Regions from separate parts of the Homo sapiens genome. Here region 2 is linked to region 1. Evidence: read pairs that join two places in POLR2A ChIA-PET (ENCODE). Cell type or tissue: GM12878. All regions are shown on one strand. Each heading gives the region's core, and the rest is flanking DNA. Links, peaks and the distances in the headings are about the cores only.

Region 1 (6,682 bases), core at 2,274-4,773:
ATAATGCATAGGTCTTTTCCTTGGTATTGTCCAGAGCGGATGATGGTTATGGTAAAGTTAGCTTTACCATGGTAAAATCAAGCTTAAAGTTAGATTTTATAATCAGATTGATTTGCGAGGAAATAATTTCTAAAAATTCTGTTGGAAAAAGTGAGTGTATTTTTAACCAAGTTTATAAAGCTTAGTGAGTATCTACAGGACATCAGGGATTTTATTACAGTATGTAGATAAATTATTAACTGTTGAGAACATCTGGGATTCTTATTTCCTATCAAGCCCAACTGTCTCTCCATGTTCTTCTATCCTTGTGTCTACTTGTGTACACCAACACTTCCTGGGTTCTTTCTGTTTCTAGCCCCCTAAGACCTAGCTACAGAAGGCCATATAGACTGCCCAGCTTCTTCCTTCCTAGCTACTTACAAAGAAACACTGAACTTATGTTTATAACAAATTTACTGCTTGTCACCATAGAGAAATAGGTCAATGGCAACAAAATTGTAAAACTATAAAAAGTTAGACAGTTTATAAAATCTTGCAGGAGTTTTATGGTCCTTGTTCTGAATTGACCCCATCCCCTATGATTGATGTATTGTTGTAAGTAAAATGCCCAGATCATAAGTGCTCAGCCAAATGAATTTTTACATATGTGTGTGCTCCTGAAACCACTACCTACATCAAGTATAGATATAGAAGATTTTTATTATCCCACAAGGCTCCCTTGCGCCTCTTCCCAAATAGTATCCTTCCTCTCTCCACTTGAAAGTAACCACTTTGCTGACTTCCATCACTATAATTTAATTTCCCCTGTTACTAGACTTCATAGAAATTGAATAATGTGGTATATATTCTTTGTGTCTGACTTCTTTTACTTATCATTATACCTAACTCTTCTAAGATATTAAATGGAAGCTACTTTGGACTTTGTCCTCTGCTTTTCTATGTGGGTAGATCTTAACAGTTCTCCCCTTTCTTGTTGACTCTTTCATTACTGAAGGCCTTGTGGACCCCCTTCCTTCATTAAGGATATATTGAATATAGTACCAGGTGTCTTTGGCTTCATGTGGGAAGTCTCCATTTCTTAAAATGTCAGACTAGGAAATTTTCATTTCACTGAAGCATCCTGTGAGAATAAACACCTTTAATCACTTCCTCACAACCTTTTAATGTGGATGTTTCACAATAAAACATCTTGCTTCCAGTAGGAGTGTTTGTTTTGAAGGTAAATGGAAATGATAAATAATAGTAACTTGTTTTAGGTTGTGTAGGTGGTAAATGGAGAAACCAGTCTGTCTTCATTCCAAACTCATATTCTTTGTTATTAAGTACAGTTCAGGTTGGCCACTTTTGCTACTTAACACTTGTAACTGGGGTAAAAATGAAAAGTAGAAATAATGGTGGCAGTACAGCTAGACAGTTAAGTCTGGAGTTCTGTTTTCTTTAATACTGTGGATAATTGAGAGATGCTGAACCAAAAAGAAAATGTATTGAGAGGATGGTAAATGAGTTCCATTTTGGTTAACTGGTTGTGAGATTGCCTTCAGGGCCTCCCAGTGAATAGTGGTTTCTGTAGTTCACAGGTCTTCACTTACATCATAAGTTTCAAACAGTGCATGTTCTTTAATATATAATAGCTCTTTTTCCTAAATATGTATAATCAATTTTATTATGAGAAAGTATAATCATGTCACTCTCCTGCCAGGGTCTTTTGCAGGAGACATTGTAACATAGAAGTTAAGAGTAGCACTGGCTTTGGGACCATAGGAATGCATTTGAATCCTGGGAAGTTTTGGACATAAAACCTGCATTAATTCTCAAAGATTTAATGAATGGTAGCTGCTGCTATAAAAATAGTCACCTTTATTATCACCTGTTAGTTTCCCTAATCCTTTCAGGAAAAAAATATCAATTATTTAATACACAGCTTAGTCAAAACCTCCTTCCCTAGCCTAGTTTGTGTCAATTATCTAATAAGATGAATTCTGACCATTTCTTAGACAGATTAGACCTTTTCCTAAGTTTGCCTTTGTTGGTATATTTTCCTCTGTGCCCTTTTGTTCCTACATACCAGATATCTGCCTGCATAACACTAATTTCTTTATATTCATCCTCTTGTTTTTTTAATATGTAAAATGAGAACATTGGTTCAGATCATCTCTAAAGCTAAGGTTTTTTTCCTAATAGTTAAAAAATATTTCTTAGTAAAATAGGGTAATAATACCTTCCTCATATCATTGAGGTTACATGAGATACAGCAAAATGCTTAGCACAACTTATTGGCACATGGCAAACAATTAGTGGTGATGAATGTTGCTTAATAGTGATTTTTTTAAAATCTCTTTAGAAGTTATATAGAATGGGTTTCAGAATTATTTAAGACATTTCTCTGTTTTCTACAAGATCACCTCAGTTTGAGAATTAAAGCCCCATGACATCAGTTTCATAATATCTACCATATTTAGCTGAGAGGCATTACTTTGTGATTAAGATCAAGTTGATGTTACTACTCCCTGGAAAACTGTGTAGCTCTCTGTTATGCAATACAAGGTTTCTAGTTCTCAAATCAAATACCATCTTTATAAAGAGAAAATTAAAATAGCACCTATCCCTTTTATATATGTAACTATGCACACATGGGTGTGTTAGAATTGGGAGTTGAGGTTTATGTATTTCAACTGAGGTTATACTTCTAGTTTATTTAAGGAACACTTATTGAGCATTTATTGTATGTCAGATATTGTACTGGAGAGTGGAGAAATAGAGATGAATAATATGTGATATCTGTCTTTAAGGAATTTATAGTGTAGTAGGGAGTAATTAGGAATGTAAACAAATAATACACTATTATAAATACACTATTATACAGTGATGTTTAGAATACTAAAAGTGTAAAGGAGGGAGTTGTCCAGAAATTTTACAATTTCTGGAACTAATATATGTCATTCAAACTGTAGGCTAGTTTCTGACTCATTTCTTCTTTATGTAAGGCCCAAACTCTGGGTTTTGCTATTTTTAAATATACTAATTATTTCTGTGATCCCAGCATTTTGGGAGGTCAAGGCGGGCAGCTCACTTGAGGTCAGGAGTTAAAGACCAGCCTGGCCAACATAGTGAAACCCCATCTCTACTAAAAATACAAAAAGTTAGCCAGGTATGGTGGCATGCAGCTGCAGTCTCAGCTAATTAGGAGGCTGAGACAAGAGGATCACTTGAACTTGGGAGGTGGAGGTTGCAGCAAGCCGAGATCACGTCACTGCATTCCAGCCTGGGCAACAGAGCAAGAGTCCATCTCAAAAAAAAGATACTAATTCTTTCCTATAATGTATGTTTTCTACAATAAATCATAAATTGGTGTTTTTTTATTAAAGACATAAAAGGAAGCTGTATAGCTTTCCTAGAGCTTTTCATCATTATGAAAACAGAATTAATTATATAATTTTGAAGTCAACTAGGATTGATTTGATTTGGAGTACCTACATGTTCTGCAGTTGCTGTGGAGAGATTTGTTCTGTGGTAGAGTAACTAGTTCAGACATCTGTAGGAGCCTGGATAGACATGGAGGGGAGAGGGATAGCTGCAGTGAATAGCTGCCCTAATGAGGGATGTGCTGGTGAGCTGATTATTTTTCTAGTATTCATTTTATATACGTATTCTTTTTCTGACTTTGCTAACATCATTTTTGTGTGTTCCTAACATCTATTCGCTATGAATTATGTATAATTTGAGACCTATAAAATAATTTTGTATTATCAATGTGCATCGCACATTGGTTTTTTTCTTTGCCTGTATGGATTGTAATGCCAGGACAAAAACACTCTGTCAAGAAAGTTTCAGCTATTGAGAGACTTGTTTCAAGTGAATGGGTTTTTGGCGTTTCGTTTTGATTTTTTACTAGATTTTTCCAGTGACCTAAAGACTGAAGGGAACTTGGTCACACTGGTCACATGTGTAAAGTTTCCAGGCTAACTAATAGCCATAGGAACTACTACTGCTCTTCTCTGTGTGGAGAATTCAGAGATCCAGAATGAGAGCACTCATCTTGACATCATCAGAATGTACCCTAAGAGGTAGCTTACATTCTTCCACATTATCATACCCAAAATAAAGTTCAAGGAACAAAAATAGCCATTTATATAATACAGATGGCAGTGTCGGAATATTAGTTTCTTAAGCAGCTCTGCCAGCGTTGCTTGATGGTAGCCAAACTGGTGCTGGTTAAGCCACAAAATGTAGACTTCAGTCAGCTACTTATCATTGATCTTTGGCACAGTTCACTTATGCAGTTGTTATAAAATTCTGCAATTTTGCAGGATATTGTGGAAACATTGATTATTGTAATCATGAAATAAATGGAATCGTTTGATTCAGGCCAACTACTGAGTAGAGTTGTATTCCAAGAGTCCCTAAATTGATTACTTGTAATTTAAGCTATATTTTCCTGAAGGAACAGTGTACACTATGTGGATAGAGTTTCCCAAGCCAATGCATGTAAGCCTATTTAACTCATTCTGTGATTTAACTCATAAATATTCGTATTGCTAAACTTTTAGTGTTAGGACTGAGCCTCCCTTGGTCTTAGGAGAAAAAAATCAAAAGTATTAATTTTGTCTTTTCAGGGTCTAGGGTTGACCCTAGGCAGACTTTTGAAACAGACTGCTTTTGGCATCTTCCTATTCCTTTATACGTATATTTTAACATACTTGTATTTATCTCTAGGGCTCTATTTCTTGACCTTTTTTTGACCTATGCCCTTACTATGCTTTAACCCTCTATTTTTTAGATAAATCAGCCAAGATTTTATGGCACTTTTCTTTTGGGGGTTTATATTGTAAAAGCAGATATGATGGGTATACTACTTAGAGCTACCACACCTTGAAAAATCACTGCTTTTGAATCTGGATGCGTTTATCAAAATATTCTCTTTATATGGTTCTAGGGCGCTTATTATCCTAGAAGGACCTTTTGGTGGTAAAATTACAGCATATAAAGATATTATTCCAACAAAGGAGTTAGTCTATAGGTTAAAATTGATCTATTCTAGAATTCATGTCCCTAAGGTCATTTTACCTGTCTTTCAAGAAAGCATCTTAAGATACATACATTCCAGTGTCTAACAGCACAAAATAAGTATCCAGTAAATGCTATTGTCCCTTCTTTCTGAAAATGTTAACAATTTTAACAATGGCAGATACTGTGATAGCTATGAGTTATTATTCATAATTCAAAACTACTTAAATATACAACTCAGTTTTAGCCATTATTGCTCAGTTTAGAATATAAGCAAATCAAAAATTTTTAACATACCTGCATATATATTTCACTTAATTGTTTGTCTATTTACCATGATGTTAGCTCCAACAAGAGTAAATGACCATATTTTGGTCAGTGCTTTACTCTCAGTGAATAAACTAGTGCCTAGCATGGTGTAGTGCTTAATGGAGATTTTTTTGAGTATTAAGACCTTTGTTCATGATATGCCCATTTTTTAATGGATATATTTTTATAGCTATGTTGAAAATGTGTTTTCTTTGAATTGTTAAATTTTATGTTAGGCTTTTAATGTTTATGAAGAGTGTGTGATACTCTTCATAAAAATAAAAACCAAGAATAATTAAACTAAGATTATGCTAAATTTAGTGATAGGCTTTTGGTGGGAAAGAGGCCATGAAGTTCAAATTTGCTGTAGAAATAAGGGGAAAGGAAGTAACTGCTAAAACTGTCTCATCTTCCCCTTCTTGCTGTTGGTCATGCTGGTAACCAGTAAACTCTGATAGTAACTGGGTGGAAAATAATAGGGTGTCACCTAGGTTCAAGGAAAAGGGAATCTGTTGGAGTTTTCCTCCCCCATTATCTTTTGTGTTCCTCTGAGAAGAAGTATCAACTCATAGGGACCACTCCTTACACTATCTCCTTGTGACACTGACAGAAGGCAGACCCAGTGAAGCTCTTGCCTGAGCCATAAGCCTTTAATTAGAAACAGAATATTAGATTGGAAGGAACTTGATCATCTAGTCAGCTCCTCACATCTCTAATAAAGACACTGGAGTTGAGATAGACCCAAACTTAGTGAAACAGATAGCATAACAATAATCAACATTGACTCTGGGGCAGCCAGGTTGAAGCCCTGCTCTGCCACTTAATTATGTGCCCTTGGACAAGCTACTCAATCGATCTGTATCTCCTCACCTATAAATTGGGGATAGCTGCCTCATAGAATTGTTATGATGATTAAATGTGTTCAGGTGATTTTATTATTTCCAATATTACCACAGTCCTTTAGGTAGGTGACATTGTCATTATTAAAGGTGCCAGAATCTGAGGCTTAGAGAAATTAAGTAACCTAGCTAATTTCCATGGCGTCTACATGCCAACAAAGATATTTTGTAGGAACCTGATTACATCTTGCTGCCTTTACAGAAGGAATAGTCTTTATATGGGCATTCAGCTGTGAAAGGGCCCGGTGTGTACAGAACAGTAAGAAATTGAACGGTTGGGGTATAGGGGTGAATGGTGGAGAGAAGAAAACAGTGAGACTGGAGATTTAGAAAGTCCACTATTTAGGCCGGGCGCGGTGGCTCACGCCTGTAATCCCAGCACTTTGGGAGGCCAAGGCAGGCGGATAACGAGGTCAGGAAATCGAGACCATCCTGGCTAACACGGTGAAACCCCGTCTCTACTAAAAATA
Region 2 (2,500 bases), core at 1-2,500, 51 kb after region 1:
TAACATTCATCCTTTCCTCTTTTTTGAGGGGATTGAGGGTCCTAATAGAAGAATAGAAGGCAGAATTTGACATGATCAGTCATGGAAGCATAATGTCCATCCTTCATTTGTAACAAACACGTGTTGAAGGATCCCTGAACTGGGAGCACCTGCTGGGAATCTGTAAGTGTGGCAGAAGCTGAATGGTCTGCTTGTTTCAACCACTTAGGTTTGGCTTTTTTTCCTCCTATCATTTCAGTTCTGTAGGTATTCCATTGGCAGCTGTTTGCATGCAAAGGAAATAGTACAGTAGTTACAAGTTAACTCAACATTTTTTTTTTTTTCAGAGACAGAGTCTCCCTCACTCTGTCACCCAGACTGGAGTGTAGTGGCGTGATCTCAGCTCACTGCAACCTCTACCTCCTGGATTCAAATGATTCTCCTGCCTCAGCCTCCCGAGTAGCTGGACCTACAGGTGCACACCACCACACCCAGCTAATTTTTGTATTTTTAGTAGAGACAGAGTTTCACCATGTTGGCCAGGCTGGTCTCAAACTCCTGACCTCAAGCCATCTGCCCACCTCCGCCTCCTAAAGTGCTGGGATTACAGGTATGAGCCACCTTGCCCGGGTGGTAACTCCTTTAACACTGACCTTGATAGAATCCCAGCAGAGGAAATAAAACTTCTAGCAGACAGAATGACCCTTTTAAATAGGAAATCAGATCATGTTTCTCTTTGGCTCAAGATCCTGTGATGGCTCCCAATTTTACTTGGGCTGAAAAAAGGTCTAAGTTCTTCCAACAGCTATGAGTCCCTGTGTGGCCTGGCCTCCGCCTCTGCATCCTCTGAGCATCCCTCCCCCTTGCTTAGTCAGCTCCAGCCAAGTGTCCTTCCTGAAGACCCTTCACTGTGCCAGGCATATCCTCACCTTAGGGCATTGGCACAGGTTGTTCCCTCTGCCCAGAGCTCCACATGGTTCATTCTCACCTCCTGCAAGTCTCTGCTCAGATCTCATCTTCCCAGTAAGAACCTACTCAGCTCTGCAGCCTGACCTACTACCCTGAGAGCCCCAACACTCCATTATCCCCAGGCTCTACTTTTTCCTTTTCTCCCTAACATCGATCACTTTCTAGCCTACTATGCGATTTGCTTATTATTATGCTTATTATTCACTGCCTGTCTGCATCCTGTTACAATGTGGGCTCCAGGACAGCAGACAGCCTTGTCTGTTTTGTCCTCAGCTGAATTCCCAGTGCCTGGCACACAGTGGGACCCGGTAAATATTTGTTGACTGAATGAGAGACTTGCTAAAGTGCTAGTAGGATGGCAACCTCAAATGAGATGTTGTTGGCCTGAGTAACAAATGGCCTCCCTTTGCAGTTCCTGTTTCTCTTTCCGTAGCATGAGCTTGTGTTTCTCTCTCCCTCCCAGAACACCTCCCTCCTTAGACCTCAGTGTGGTTTGGTGCCTTTCCCGTGTATATGGGGCAAGGCTGAAGTGCAATTCCCCATGGCCGCTGCCCTTGTCACAGCTCTCAGGCATAGTCTGGCAGCCCCACTGTGGGCACTGAGATGAACTTCTCTCACTTTGCCTGCTCAGGAAGTGGGCGAGGAGCTCTGACTTCTTGGCTGTCTGCTGATGTGTGTGCATGGGCTCTTACAATGACTGACACTCAGCCACCCTGGCTAAGCAGCAACACAGTTGCAACCATTCCCTGTGGTTAGTAGGGGCTCTTGTTTCCAAAGCTGAGGATCTGAGTGGGGTTCGTTCTGCAACACTGCTGGGGAGTCCTCAGCAGCCCTAAGATATCACTTGAGGATCTGGGCTCTGCCTCGACTCTCTCAGGGCTTCTTAGCACCTCCACCACAGGTGGGTGGGGATGAAACTCTAGTCAGTTGGCAGCCTTACTCATTTGCAGCTCCCGTGAATGAGGTGGTGAAACCTGGGGTGAAACTCAGGGTGGAGAAACATTTTTGGATTTCATTTATCCCTGCTATCTCTACCTCCATTACTGCAAATAAATGAAATGGCTATGAAATAAGACTCCCAAAGGAAGATAAAAGGAGTCATGTATTTCATTTAAAAAAAAAGACTTTTTTTTTTGTCTTGCCCACCAACTCTTGTGTCCATGATCTCATCTCCAAAGACCTGAGGTTTTAATAGCCCATAATTACTTAATTGTTCCAGCTTTACCGTTTTGTTCTCAGCTTTAAGTGCCAGATAAACATGCTGTTTATTAGGGAGACAGCCTAAATTCATAGAAAAACCAAAACAGTTTGATAATTTCTTAAGTGATTCCTGTTTTACAATTAAAGTCACATGAAAGAAGGAAAAAGTGTTGAAATACTAAAAAATGGTTTCCTTTCAGAAGCCTGTGTGTTTAGAAACTCAAAAATTTAAATTTCAACATGAGTTTCAGGCTTTGCACTGTCAACCAATGTGTTCCAATGCTAGCAATTCTCAGCCAGCACTTGGTTGGTGTACCTTGAACCCTTACTGATGTTGACAACCCCTCCAGCA

Evidence for each region. Peaks named below come from ENCODE experiments on the same cell type or tissue, not always from the same donor. Only the 100,000 strongest peaks of a DNase experiment are listed, where the experiment ranks them.
Region 2: POLR2A ChIA-PET joins it to region 1 with 5 read pairs; 5 of 35 experiments call an interaction of 5 or more read pairs at or near these places.

The regions. Positions count from the first base shown.
Region 1 is chr7:8,071,396-8,078,077 of GRCh38, forward strand. All of the region lies in intron 6 of GLCCI1 (glucocorticoid induced 1), which reads left to right. Among named protein-coding and RNA genes, the nearest start is that of GLCCI1, 110 kb to the left of the region's middle. In GM12878, for the core only: no CTCF peak of the experiment used is centred there; no DNase peak of the experiment used is centred there.
Region 2 is chr7:8,124,478-8,126,977 of GRCh38, forward strand. All of the region lies in intron 13 of ICA1 (islet cell autoantigen 1), which reads right to left. Among named protein-coding and RNA genes, the nearest start is that of ICA1, 140 kb to the right of the region's middle. RefSeq lists an enhancer at 355-1,147 and a silencer at 1,744-1,803. In GM12878, for the core only: no CTCF peak of the experiment used is centred there; a DNase peak (open chromatin) is centred at 1,534; H3K27ac peaks cover 2,205 bases.